Linked DNA regions of Homo sapiens: region 2 is linked to region 1. The links are chromatin loops, found by intact Hi-C in ENCODE. Cell type or tissue: PC-3. All regions are shown on one strand. Links, peaks and the distances in the headings refer to the core of each region. The heading gives the core; the rest is flanking DNA. Region 1 has its middle 80 kb from the start of CXCL13. Region 2 has its middle 27 kb from the start of CXCL13.

Region 1 (2,917 bases), core at 316-2,815:
CCTTCCTCTGGAAGCTTTATCCCAGAGGGGCACCTGCCTATATGAGGTGTCAGTTGGCTCCTACTGGGAGATGTCTCCCAGTTAGGCTACATGGGGTTCAGGGACCCACTTGAGGAGGTAGTCTGTCCATTCTCAGAGCTCAAATGCCATGCTGGGAGAACCCCTTCTCTCTTCAGAGAAGGCAGACCAGGATGTTTAAGTCTGCAGAAGTTTCTGCTGCCTTTTGTTCAGCTATCCCCTGCCTACAGAGGTGGAGTCTATAGAGGCAGTAGGCCTTGCTGAGCTGTGGTGGGCTCCACCCAGGTCGAGCTTCCCAGCCACTTTGTTTACCTACTCAAGCCTCAGCAATGGCAGATGCCCCTCTCCCAGCCAGGCTGCCACCTCACAGTTCGATCTCAGGCTGTTGCACTTTCTCCATGGGCATGGGACCTGCCAAGCCAGGCATGGGAGAGAATCTTCTTGTCTGCCGGTGGCTAAGACCTCGGGAAAAGTTCAGTATTTGGGCTGGAGTGTCCTGTTATTCCAGGTACAGTCTGTTGCAGCTTCCCTTGGCTAGGAAAGGGAAATCCCCTGTCCCCTTGCACTTCCCGGGTGAGGCTATGTCCCACCCTGCTTCAGCTCACCCTCTGTGGGCTGCATCCACTGTCCAACCAGTCCCAGTGAGATGAACCAGGTACCTCAGTTGGAAATGCAGAAGTCCCCTGTCTTCTGCATTGATAGTGCTGGGAGCTGCAGACTGGAGCTGTTCCTATTCAGCCATCTTGGAACAGAGCACCACTTTAGTGTATATTCTTATATACCTCAATCATACACAAATATTTTTACTTTACAAAATTAGACCATGCATCAGATTATGCTATGGTTTGAATGTATATGACAAAATTCACATGTTGGAAGCTTAATCCCCAATGCAACAGTGTTGGGTGGTGAGGCCTAATAAGTGGTGAATGGATTAGTGTAGTTATCACAGGAGTGGGTCAGTTATCTCTAGAGCAGCACTCTCTCCCCCATGTGCTCTCTTCTGCCTTCCATTATAGGATGATGCAGCACAAAGGCTTTTCTCTGATGCTGGCCACATGTTCTTGGACTTCCCAGCCTCCAGAACAGTGAGCTAAATTTCCGTTCATTAAAAATTACTCAGTCTCTCTGTCTCAGAGCACACCGACTGACTGTTGATGTGTGTAACAAAGTGTTTATTTTCTTCAAATAACCAGCTCTATAATAATTCTTTATGTTTCCAGAAGTCTGTTTAGCTTTCTTCAAAGGAAGATTTTTCTCATTTGGGGGGTTTTCTTGATTTTAGGGTGGTAAGATTTCTTTCTTTTTTCCTTTTCTCCTAAAATCAATGCAGGTGAGAGTGGATGGGTAAAGGATTTTGTTTTTAAACAGCATGTTAGGTATACTTGTGTGGGTGGAAGTGTTGTTAGTATTTTTCTATGAATCTTGATTAATACTGTCTATTAGCTCTCATGGCTGGTCAGCAAAATGCGTGAATGTTTAGCTGTAGAACATATGACACAGTTGAGTCTTTTTTTTTTAAGAAAAGTGAACACAGAATTGAAGGAATTAACATGTACATGTTGCCTTTTGTTAGAATGACTAAGTTAAACCTCTTGATTTTTATTTGTCCAAGGCAAACATGACATAAGGATTATGCACTACCAAAATAACACTCATGGTCACAGAAACTATGCTGCAAGCACACCTGGGGTTCTTTTAAATGGTCATGGCCATGATGGTGTGAATTCCATCAATTCAGCAGATGGGTGGGGAAATGAAAATTTTCCTCTAAACTTTTAGGCAAAGGTAGGCTTTTTTTAAATTGTGGGTTTGTTTTTTTTTTATTATTTTTGCCTTCATTTTTAAATCTTAAATGCTACTACTGCAGGCCACAACATGACAAACAATGAGCAGCTAAAGAAACAATGAAAAAGCATTTAAAAAAACTCCTGTGTTAGCTAACAGGTTTCTAGAGGTATCACTGTGGTCCACAGAGAAGACTGCAGAAGGTAGCAGAAAGATGTTGTATTAACTACCACAGCCTTAAAACAAAGTTGGTATATCTTTGGATCATAAAATTGTTCCTAGGCAGCTTATTTTATTTTTTGGTTAATCAAATAAACAAGAGGTTTGTTTCATGGCAAATATTAAATAAACAATATCCTAGTCTCAGGTATTCTGTTATAGTAACAGAAAATAAAAGAGATAACATAAATTAATATATTAAATTTAAAATTTTAAATGTGAAACATTCATCTAATATGCTTAAAGGTTGAATGCCAACTCATTATATAAATAAAACCTTCATACTACAGAGTGCTTCACATTGTAAAATATGATGTATGTCTTAGTTTAATCCCAGGGAGGGTGATAATAACAATACTAGATAATATTAAAAGGCAAATGATGGAAAACACACTCAAAGGGGGAAAAGTCCATGGTAATTTCAAATCTACATGAAGCAACCCTGAAATATACTTCTTAACTCACCAAATCTGAGCATTTATTACATAATTGGCTCTTAGCCCAGGGGCCAGGGCTTCAAGTGAGGAAAGAAACAAGGTCCCTGGCCTCATGGAGCTTCCACACTATGGTGTAAGCAAAGACAGTGACAAGCAAGCAGATAAGTAAAATTGTAGACTAGGCTAAACATGAGGGAAGGGAAAACAGAGCCATCAAAGAGGAACACACAGGACTGGCTTAGGGAGGCCAGGGAGCCTTTCGTGAAGAAGAGGCCTTTGAGCTGAGACCCAAAGCCAAGAAGGGCCAGCCACTTGAACAGCCAAGCAGATTGGTCACAGGGCCACTCTTCTTCCTGGTTAAACAAGAAGAGTTGGACAGGCTCAAGCACTGATAGAAGGCAAGCGGGGCTGGAACATGGTAGGCAATTTGGTTTCCCTTTGTGAAAATCAGGGAC
Region 2 (2,917 bases), core at 108-2,607, 53 kb after region 1:
TCATACATTTGTCATTAAATTCCAGACTCATTAGTTGTTTTAAAGTTTTTGCCTACATCTTAGACTAACCCTGCTTATTCCCGTGAACAATCCAGTGACCTCTGACTGCAGCTCAGAAGGAACAAAAGCATAGATAGCTTTTATGGGTAATGTAAAAATCTGGATCAATATTCTAATTCTGAGCAATTATCCTGCAAATCTTGCCAGGTGATGGGAAAAAATAGGATGACCATCACCTGGAGGTTTTCTTTTTGGGAGGTAAGAGCAAGGAAGCTAACCAAAGCCAAGCATCATGCACCCAAATCTTAGCAAGCCTCCTTAACCATAGCCACCAGTTATCTGGGTGTGTCACAGGTTGTCCTTTAACCTGCCTTGTTGGAGGAGAACTCAATTCCATAGCTTCACCTTAGCATTTGGATTATAATAAGGAGTTCATCCAACCCCCACCAAGACACATTTTTGGTCCCAAACTCAATTCTAAGCTTTGAGTTGAAGCCCTAAGAAAGAAAACTAGATCTGAGGGGTCCGGAGGCAGACAATAATGGAAGTTAAAAGGCACAGTGCAGGTGAGTGTGACTAATTCCTGCCAATTAAGCCAAGCTTCCCATTTCATGGATAAAGGTCATGCTAGTATCCATGGCATAAATGAGGTCTAGGAAATGCAAATACTATTGACAGCAGTGGAGGTAGGACGTACATGGGTCAGAGTGGATATTCCCACCACCTAGGCCTTTCCATTAATATGAGTGAAAGCCACTTTGATGCCCATGAGTAGCAAGCACCCTGTAATGGTCACTGGGACTCAGGGATATAAGAACAGAAGAAAGAAAGAGGAATATCTCACTTTCTCTCCCTCATGTACCTCGGGTATTTGCTAGGAAGAGAAGGGAACCAGGGAGACCTGCTCCCTTCTTTCTAGATGAGTAGCTATTCACCTTCAGACTTTACCCCTTTCGGATGCATCCTGAACCCCTGGGACTCCTTTGAAAAAACCTCCTTTTTTCCTTCTTCCTCCTCTGTCCTCACTTCACTGATAGGTAATCATGTCTCCATACTATGCGACACTCCCCTCAGATGCATCCTCCAAACTGGGAAAACTCAATTTCCCAAACCTTAAACTGGTTGGCTTAGGATTGGGCCTGGGGAATGGAACCCAGAAGACTGACATCCTGGCAAAAGGGTAAAAGTCCTTTTTTACCAGTCAGGATTTTGGCCTCCCTCTCCCTGTGCAAACTGGTAAAAGGCCTCAGGATTCTTGAGCTGACTTTATCCACCCCCCTTGTTTTATTTTGATATATGTTTCCTAATAACCTGGTTTGTCTATTCTCACCTTTAGACTATCAAACTCCAAACAGTCATGCAACTGGAGCCACAGATGATGGCCCTGTTTGCCAGGGACCCTTAGATAGCCCTCTGAGGGAGCTCTGACTTCTGCCTTCCCAAAACAGCGCCCCCTGTCAGCAGGAAGCAGTTAAGATCAGCCTTCATTCTTATCCTTATCTTTGTTCTAATAGCAGTTAAGTGTACTTCTTTAGGCAGGGAATGATAGATGCAGGAGGCAGATAAGGGGAAGGGTCCCTGGAGAATCTCTGAGCCACCTGTGCACTGGGAGAATGGGGTGGAGCCACGAGAATTTCATGCCTTCTGTAGGGGGAAAGAGTCTGACCTCTTCAGGTCATGTGTGGTGGCCTGGAATCAATCTGTGAGGTGGGGGCCTGTTAGCAGGACACCCTCTCACTGTACTGAGAGTTTTTCTTTTTTCTTTTTCTCTCCTAATAAGTTCAACCCTACCCACCCTTCAATGTGTCCATGTGCCTAATCTTTCCTGGTTGTGTGACAAGAACCCAGTTTTAGCTGAACTAAGGAGCAAAAATTCTGCAACAGCATTCTTATTCTCTGGTCTCTGCAGCATAATCACACCCCCAAATTTTACCTGGTATAGAATCATGTAGAATAAAGCTGATGGTTTCCAACCTCTCCTGCAACTGAATATGGCTTGATAACTACATCTGGCCAGTAAGATGTAAGCAGAAGTGTCGCATAGCAGTTTCTGAGACCGAAGGTGCATTTTGAACTTCCTTCATCATCTTTTCTTTGATCCTGCCCCAGCAAATGAGAACTTGAGGCTGGAACTCCAGCCACTGCAAGGGCTACACTCTGAGGATGGCAGAGCAGTGAGGCCATAGGGCCTTGAGTGCCTGGATTGTGGAGAAGAGCTGCCATCAGCTGTGGATGGTCTCCAAACTGACATTTGTTGGGAAATGCCCCACTGTCTCACTGAAGGCACCCACATTTTGGCCCTCAGCTACTCATCCAATTCTAACTAATGTCAATTTATACAAACAAAATGCTTGCTTTCCCCCCAACCCCCAGAGGCTCTTAAGGAGTCAATCTCTGGGTGGAATTTTGGAAAGCTGAATAAGGACCATTTTCCTGATGAGGAAGTGTTGCTGCTGTTGCTCACCCCACTAAGGATGCAGGCCGTTTGCCTCCCAAAGGTTGTCCTTTAATTCAATTACAGCCTCAACACTTTGTGAAGTGACCCTCTCCAGACTGAATTATATTCTAATTAGAAAGTTAAGGTTTTCTCAATGTATTATGCTATTGGAGTCCCCAGAAGTCTAGTAATCCCTATTAGCTATGTGTCTGACTCATACTGCATATTTTACAGACACTCCTCTACTCTGTGGTTTTACTAAAAATTCCAAAGTTGTGTCTCCCTGGCATGCTGTTAAGGACCTTTTATTTTTTTTAATTCTGATGAGTGCCAAGCCCTAGAAATTAGACCTGCTACCCCTTTAAAAATGATGTACTCAGCTACCTGAAAATGCTCTGCTTCTTTGCAGAGAAGGTTTTAGATCAATCTCTTTAGTACAAGCAAATAACCCCAAATGTGTTAGCGCTAAGCACTCAGGGA

The links. Hi-C counts contacts between places; a loop is a spot of excess contacts. Peaks named below come from ENCODE experiments on the same cell type or tissue, not always from the same donor. Only the 100,000 strongest peaks of a DNase experiment are listed, where the experiment ranks them.
Region 2: a loop joins it to region 1, with 6 times the contacts of the local background. A loop is called at or near these places in 6 of 110 quality-filtered maps.

Annotation. Positions count from the first base shown.
Region 1 is chr4:77,524,088-77,527,004 of GRCh38, forward strand. It overlaps a transcript of CXCL13 not described here. Among named protein-coding and RNA genes, the nearest start is that of CXCL13, 80 kb to the right of the region's middle. In PC-3, for the core only: no CTCF peak of the experiment used is centred there; a DNase peak (open chromatin) is centred at 1,664; H3K27ac peaks cover 1,710 bases.
Region 2 is chr4:77,576,915-77,579,831 of GRCh38, forward strand. It overlaps a transcript of CXCL13 not described here. Among named protein-coding and RNA genes, the nearest start is that of CXCL13, 27 kb to the right of the region's middle. In PC-3, for the core only: CTCF peaks have their summits at 1,423 and 1,624; no DNase peak of the experiment used is centred there; H3K4me3 peaks cover 305 bases; H3K27ac peaks cover 780 bases.